Regions from separate parts of the Homo sapiens genome. Here regions 1 and 3 are each linked to region 2. Evidence: chromatin loops called from intact Hi-C (ENCODE). Cell type or tissue: Caco-2. All regions are shown on one strand.

Region 1 (2,500 bases), 140 kb before region 2:
CTCCCCTCCCCTCTCCCCCCCCACCTCCCCGGTCTCCTTTCCTCTCCTCCCCTCCCCTCTCCTCTCCTCCCCTCCACACAAGAACTGAGGCACCAAGACAGGTCTGAGCTCACGGGCAGGCGAAACGTTTAAACTGCGTGTGAGATTGACATTTTAATTGGATGGGACTTTCCAATGCTTGAAAACTGAAATTATTATTGTGATGAGAACCGAAGTGATCAGAAATATAGGAGAATAGCCAGAGATGTTGTAAAATGATTGTAAAATGGAGAGGAAGGAAAACGAGAGAATACAGTTAAAGATAGAGTTTGGAGAAAGGAAGGTGTTTGTTGTTTGTACCCCTTCGTCAGTCAATCAATTGGTTACCTTCTGCTTCACTTAGTTGTTAATTCATTTCCTTCCTCCTCACCTCCACTTGACTCTAAGCTCAGCAAGATCAGAGACTGTTCCTTTTTTCAAGGTCTCTGCTGTATCCCCTGCACCTAGAATGGCTACTGGAGAATGGCACATAGTAGATGCTCAATAAATATGGTTTGGATTAGTGAAAGAACAACAAAATAGGTGCTCAAATGTGTTGATTTATGGGTATGACCTATTTGATTATGCTGTTCGAATCTTTTATTTTGTACTCGAGGAATGAGTTTGCCCTGGTTAAAGTAGCCCAGAAAACCTGGGCCCGGGAGCTGAGAGGACCAGGGGATGGATTGCCCAGGTCAGGGCATCAGGCCAGGGCCACTATTTCCCAGACACGGGGCCACTGGAGGCAGGGAGCATAGAGCCTCAGGGAGTCGGTTCCTTGGGGCTGGCTGGGCGTGGAGTGAAGGCTGGGCCTGGCCTCAGTTCTGGGACACAGGTGTGGCTGAGCTCCTGCTGAGAATAGATTTGGAAGGGCTGGAGGCTCAGGGCCCCCAATGTAAGACCTCCCAGTGTCCAAATGAGAACCTTTTCCTGAGTACTTGGGCCCCGCACTTGACATCATGTGCGTTAGTCTTCAGGCCACCAGAAGGGGGCAGCGCCGTCACGCCATTTTGCAGAGCCTTGATAAGCCCATTTGGAGTTCAGCCCCTCCCGCCATCCTCACTATCCCTTTTCGTCCCAGACTTCTTTACCTGAAACTTCATGAAGCACTTTTCGCATCGGTTTCGTCTGAGGGGAGAGGTTGGGGAAAGGAGGGTGTATTTGCCTCTTAGGGTCACCATAACAAAGTATCACAGGCTGGGGTGGTTTAAGACAGGGGTCCCCGGGCAGGTCGTGGTGGCTCACGCCTGTAATCCCAGCACTTTGGGAGGCTGAGGTGGGCGGATCACTTGAGGTCGGGAGTTCAAGACCAGCCTGACCAACATGGAGAAACCCCATCTCTACTAAAAATACAAAAATTAGCCAGGTATGGTGGCGGGTGCCTGTAATCCCAGCTACTTGGGAGGCTGAGGGAGGAGAATGGCTTGAACCCAGGAGGCGGAGGTTGAAGAGTCGAGATCGTGCCATTGCACTCCAGCCTGGGCAACAAGAGCGAAACTCCATCTCAAAAAAAAGAAAAAAAAAAAGACAGGGGTCGCCAATCCCCTGGGCCACGGATGGGTCTGTGGCCTGTTAGGACCCCGGCTGCACAGCAGGTGAGCTGGCGAGCAAGCATTACCGCCTGAGCTCCGCTCCTGTCAGATCAGCCGCCGCATTAGGTTCTCATAGGAGCATGAACCCTATTGCGAACTGCGCATGCGAAGGATCTAGGTTGCTCACTCCTTATGAGAATCTAACTAATGCTAATGCCTGATGATCAGAGGCGGAACAGTTTCATCCTGAAACCATCTCCCACCCCACACACCCTGTCCGTGGAAAAATTGTCTTCCACTGAACCAAAACCGGTTTCTGGTGCCAAAAGGGTTGGGGACCACTGGTTTAAAGCAACAGCTACTTATCCCTTCCCAGCTCTGGAGGCTGGGAGTCTGAAGTCAGGGTGTCAGCAGGGCTGTGCTCCCTCCAAAGGCTCTAGGAAAACCCTTCCTAGGCTTCCCTGGCTTCTGGTGGCCCCAGACACTCCTTAGCCTCGCGCTGCATCCCACTAACCTCTGCCTGTCTTTGCACACAGCCTTCTTCACTGCCTCTCTGTATCCACTCTTTTTTTTTTTTTTTTTGAGACAGAGTCTCACGCTTGTCACCTAGGCTGGAGTGCAGTGGCGCGATCTCGGCTCACTGCAACCTCTGCCTCCTGGGTTCAAGCAATTCTCTTGCCTCAGCCTCCCGAGTAGCTGGGATTATGGGTGCTCACCACCACACCCAGCTAATTTTTGTATTTTTAGTAGAGACGGGGTTTCACCATGTTGGCCAGGCTGGTCTTGAACTCCTAACCTCAAGTGATCTGCCTGCCTCAGCCTCCCAAAGTGCTGGGATTACAGGCGTGAGCTACTGGCCCCGGCCTGTATCCCTTCTTTTTATAAGGACATCAGTCACTGGATTTCGGATAGACCCCAAATCCAAGATGATTTCATCTTGAGACCCATAA
Region 2 (2,500 bases):
GTGGATCACTTGATCCTGGGAGTTTGAGACCAGCCTGTGAAATATGGAGAGACCCCATCTCAAATACAAAAAATACAAAAAATTAACCAGGCGTGGTGGCATGAGAATCTCTTGAACCCAGGAGGCAGAGGCTGCAGTGAGCCGAGATCACAACACTGCACTCTAGCCTGGGTGATAGAGCGAGACTTTGTCTCAAAAAAAAAAAAAAAAAATCCCTAGTCTCCTAGGAGATGAAGCGCACTTTAGGAAACACTCTGGTCTCAGAAAAGGATACCAATGTGAAGGCACGGACTTTTATATTCTTAGGCCACATTTAAGCTCAAGTGCAATAATGTTGGGAGACACTTTATCAGTTTCAAATAAGAATCAGTAACCCCAGAGCTGGCTGGCCTGAGATTATTTTTCTTTTGGTTCTGAAAGAAATTTGTATTCTTAGGAGAAACTGTATCACTTCATACTCTAATCCTAGGAAACGATCGCATTGACTCTAAGAAAGTAACAGAGAAAATATAAGAATAAGTATAAAAGTACTTTTTAAAACCAATATATACCCATAATCTTCATGCCTTTGTAACCAGTGTAAAGGTAAGTGTGCATATATATTTTTCAATCAGTATGACGTTTTGTGTGCATTTTTGCTGACTTTTTAGGTGTTTGAAACATTTAAAAGGGTCTGACATATTAAACTTATGGTTTTATTTAAAAGTGTTGGAGAGTGTGGTTAAATAATTTTGTAAACAATGGTTTATAAGTTTGGGAATTTTTAATTGTTTCAATTTTTAATAAGTTTTTGATTTATTAATTGTGCAGATAGTGTTCGAATGTCAAGAGGAATATTGTTTAATAGATGTATAAAATTCGGAAGTTAAATGTTAAACAAAGCACAAATATGAATCAGGAACACTAATCAGTGCTTTGTTTAATATTTAACTGATTGCTGAGTCAGTTTTGGTGACAAATATCCTACCAATGCATCACAGCCAAGATTCCAGAGCCCCCATGTGGGCAAAACAACTCGGTATTACCCTTATGGAACTGTAGTAAAAGCAGAAGGGACAGATACATTTTTCCTTGGGGTATGTCATGCTGAGCTTGCATTTTACTATGGCGATTCTTAGAAAAGGAGAAGTCTTCATGTCTTAAAGGAATTGATCAAATGGAGCTTTTCTTGGTCCTTTGCAGAAGGTGATTTAATTCTTCTATTAAATATATGTTGGGTTATTAAGCATCGATAGGCACTTTTCTCTATCCTTGTAAGAAGAGTGAATTTTGAATACATCTAATAGTCTTGGAAAAAAATAGAAATTAGTAGTCATGTTTGGTAACATGTAAAGAGGGAACTGATAACATGGCAGGATAATTGAGGGGGATCTTTGGGACAGGAGTCCTAACCTCTCCCCCAGTTTTCTCTGGTGCTTTCTGCTAGTGCCTGCTAAGACCTGAAGTTTACTTGTTTTCCATCAGAACTCTGAGATTCTTATTTTATTAAACCATATAATCAGGATTTTATAGTCTAGGAAAACATAGACCATTACCTGCTCAGCGCCTCCAGCTAGTGACATCTTAGAAATACAAGCCCCTAGTTCTCTTAGTAACCAAAGGAGTGGAGTCCTTTCTGAAGGCTTGAATTCTATCTGACACTACACATTTGTGGATTTCTCTGCTTTGATGCCTTCTTGACAGATAACGTGCAATCCCCCTTTTCAAAGTCTAAAGAAAACAGGATTGAAACATTTGGGAGCAAATGCCCTGCAAATATGGCCAACCTTTTTTTTTTTTATCTTCCTTTTCATTAACCACATTGAGAGTCATGCATGAAACTTAGATCTATATTGGTGTTTCATTTATAGGAAGTGTTCAGCTGTCTGTCATTTTTATTCACCCTAAGCATCTTGAACATCCTACCGAACTGTAATCTTGAAAGCTAATGCTTCATGAGAAACCTTTTCTTTTTTTCTTTAGAGCATACAAGTGTGTCCTATTTAAAAGGAACCCAAGATGCCAAAATTCTCACATAGAAACTTAGACATCTTGGCAATTGTTCTTGCAATGGAAAACTGGGCTTGGTAGAGAGATGGTTCCCCGGGGAAACTGACCATGGTGGAGTCGCACAGTCTTGCAGTAAGCCTTCGGACACAGGCTGAGTTCAGAGTCCCTAGGGCCATCTGGAGCTGCCAGCCAGAAAGTAACACACCTTTGTGAGGATGGCAGCCCGAGGGATCTACACTCCATCAGGACTGCCATTAACAGCAGGTGTCCTTATGGGACTGGAAGGCCGGGGAAGCTTGTCCTCCAGCCATGAGCGTTGCATAGTCTCTCAGTCCATTAAAAGAGCCAAATTAAAGGAACATGCATCCTTTTCCTAAGTCTGTGATATCTTTCTAACCATTATGCTCCCAAACTTTATGATAATCATGTAATAACTAAACAAGGAACTTACAAAAGGTATCAAATGAATACAACTACAATAAAGTCCATTTGGATAAAGCCCCAAATCTTT
Region 3 (2,500 bases), 92 kb before region 2:
TTTGCTGAAGCTTCAAGAAAGCACTGTGAGCGCAAGAAGGGAGGGTTTTGGGGCCACACAAATCCCAGCCATTCGGTGCATTCCGGGTATTGGAGGTCCCACCGGGGTCCATCTGCAAGGAGCTTTTCTTTATTTAGTGGGAAAATGTGTGCAGAGGTTGCAATCCAAGAACCAAAACCTCTCAGCAGATGTTGCATTTGGCTTGTTTATTTTGTTTTTGTTTGTGCCTGTGCGTGTTCAATTGAGGCAGCTCTTAAAAATTGGGACATTACGCATACAGTCGATTTCCAGCTCCTCTTGAAGTCAGGAAATCTGGCTGCACTGGTTCACATTTCCTTGGGCAATACCAGGCTGAGGTTGAGAAGCAGCAGCCTCTTTAGACAGGCTCGGTGCACCTCCATTCACCCCAGCCCCCATCACTTCCTTTCATTGTTCCTACAAGTAGACTACTTGGGCTGTCATTACTGTGCGTAGGGTGCTATTTGTCTTATAGTAGAGATATAGTTCTCTGTATTCACATCTCTATTAAATGTGAGGAAATGAAAGATAGATCAGGAGGGATGCATTTTTCAAGAAAAATGATGGAAAAGATACTTTCTTGTGATATTGAAGAATATTCTTCGGTATTTTGTAGGCGAAGGGCCAGCTCTGCTCACTTGCATGCTTTGTCTGGCCCACAGAATGACCTATTCCCTGAGCCCCCAGAAATGTCCACATTTAAGCACGGTCCCATTATTGACATAACTCACTCAGCCATTGTCTACTGAGTGCCTGCCATGTACCGGCAACCCTGCTTAGCCCTGGACTGTGGTGAGTCAGATGGACGTGCTCTCTGTCCTCCTCCAGTCTGGCCAGTAAAAGGAATCCCAACAATTCAAACAAGTAACCCCAACCAAGTGCTGGGTGCCGTCATAGCAGAAAAGCCCTGGCCACGGTGGTATAAATTAGGGGAAAAATACCTAGGAGTCAGCAGTCTTTCCAGGAAGAAGTGATGTTTCAACTGAGACCTGGAGGTGGAGACAGAGCAAGTTGCTCCAGTTGGGGAAAAGCCTGCGCACAGGCAAGAAGGCAGGAGAGAAAGGTGCTGGAGGAACTGGAGGAAGCTAAGTCTTGCTGGAGTATACAGCATGGAGGTGAAAGGGCCAGGGAAGAGATGAGTCTAGGGAGGGATATGACAGCTGGGCTGTGATGGTCAAAGGGTTAGTGACCTAACTGGGTTCTAATGTGCATGGATGAATCCCAGTAGCCAGAGGACAGCAAGAGTCAACCAGAGTCCAAAAGACAATGTGGGGGAAGAGGGAGGAAAGTGAGTGAGGACCGGGCAGATGGTGGAGGCTGGAGAAGGACAGCAGGGGACCTGTGGGTAGCACCTCCTTCAACATTTTTGCAGCAGTCCTCAGAATCTGAGCGTGACCAAAACACAGAGAACAAATTGCAGGCTTCCAAGCTGGATAGATCTAGTTGAGCTACTTTTTGATTGGCTTTGGGACACTACTTATCATTTTTTAGCCTCAGTTTCCTCACTTATAAATCAGGATAATGACACATACCTCCAGGAGTTATCTGAGGGTTAAATGAGGCTAAAAGCATCTGGCACTTAGTGGGGGACTTAATAAAGGTAAGCTGATTTTCAGTTGACTTGGTTATGAATTTTAAAACCTGATACCCAGCCTGGGATGACTTAGCTTTATTTCCTCCCAGGAGGCATCTCCTGTTCGGTGTCCCCACCTGGGAGGAGCCCTCCCCAGTCAGTGCCGGCCGTCTGTCGCTGGTGCTCCAATGCTGACCCGCCGCCTGGCACGGGGCCACAGTCATAATTACCACTTCTGAATCGATTCCTTTGAGCCCTTTTGAGCAGGCTGAGGAATGCTGTGATTAAAATGATTTAAAACCTGCCTCTATTTCACAGCTTTTAATATTTGATAAGATTTGGAACAAGGGGTGAGAGCAAGGCAGGAGATCTGGCAGTTTACAATCCCAGCTTCAGCCTTCTCAAGTGCCTATTGGGGGCACTCAAAAAAGGGGGTGGGGGAGAGAGTATGAATTTGAACATGTGGGGAAGTGTAACAGCGTGCATTTTCCAAAGGAGACAGGCATGGACAGATCAGCTTCTCCTTCTCCCAGGTGCTTCATGGCTTTGAATGCCAGTAATGATTAAGATGATTATTATGAAAAGCATGATCAGAAGAAGACTATAGCAGCTATCATTGATCAGGTATCCAAGATATGCCTGTAAGAGATCTATTTTCCCAAGGATCTTTAATTTCCCTAAGGATTTTATAAGGGAGTGTGATTTTTCTTAATTTTATAGAAAATAGAGGCTCAGTGACTTTTCTAATATCACTCAGCCAGTTACTGGGAGAGCTGAAGTCCACGCTGGGCTGGCTCTGCCACGTACGACATCGTAGAGCATCGGAGCAGAAACAGGAGAGTGTTGCAGATGGGCAGGGACCTTAGATGGCTCTCCTATCCCCATCCATGACAATGGTCCTAGGGAAAA

The links. A loop is a pair of places that touch in the nucleus more often than their neighbours do. Peaks named below come from ENCODE experiments on the same cell type or tissue, not always from the same donor. Only the 100,000 strongest peaks of a DNase experiment are listed, where the experiment ranks them.
Region 1: it touches region 2 in a loop (18-fold over the local background); 3 of 110 quality-filtered maps call a loop at or near these places.
Region 3: it touches region 2 in a loop (9-fold over the local background); 2 of 110 quality-filtered maps call a loop at or near these places.

Annotation. Positions count from the first base shown.
Region 1 is chr5:170,622,255-170,624,754 of GRCh38, reverse strand. The region is part of intron 1 of KCNIP1 (potassium voltage-gated channel interacting protein 1); the gene reads right to left. Among named protein-coding and RNA genes, the nearest start is that of KCNIP1-AS1, 58 kb to the left of the region's middle. RefSeq lists an enhancer at 896-1,190. In Caco-2, a CTCF peak has its summit at 998 (motif pointing right); a DNase peak (open chromatin) is centred at 1,019.
Region 2 is chr5:170,478,189-170,480,688 of GRCh38, reverse strand. It overlaps a transcript of KCNIP1 not described here. Among named protein-coding and RNA genes, the nearest start is that of KCNIP1, 25 kb to the left of the region's middle. In Caco-2, no CTCF peak of the experiment used is centred here; a DNase peak (open chromatin) is centred at 1,000.
Region 3 is chr5:170,569,976-170,572,475 of GRCh38, reverse strand. All of the region lies in intron 1 of KCNIP1 (potassium voltage-gated channel interacting protein 1), which reads right to left. Among named protein-coding and RNA genes, the nearest start is that of KCNIP1, 67 kb to the right of the region's middle. In Caco-2, no CTCF peak of the experiment used is centred here; no DNase peak of the experiment used is centred here; H3K27me3 peaks cover 94 bases.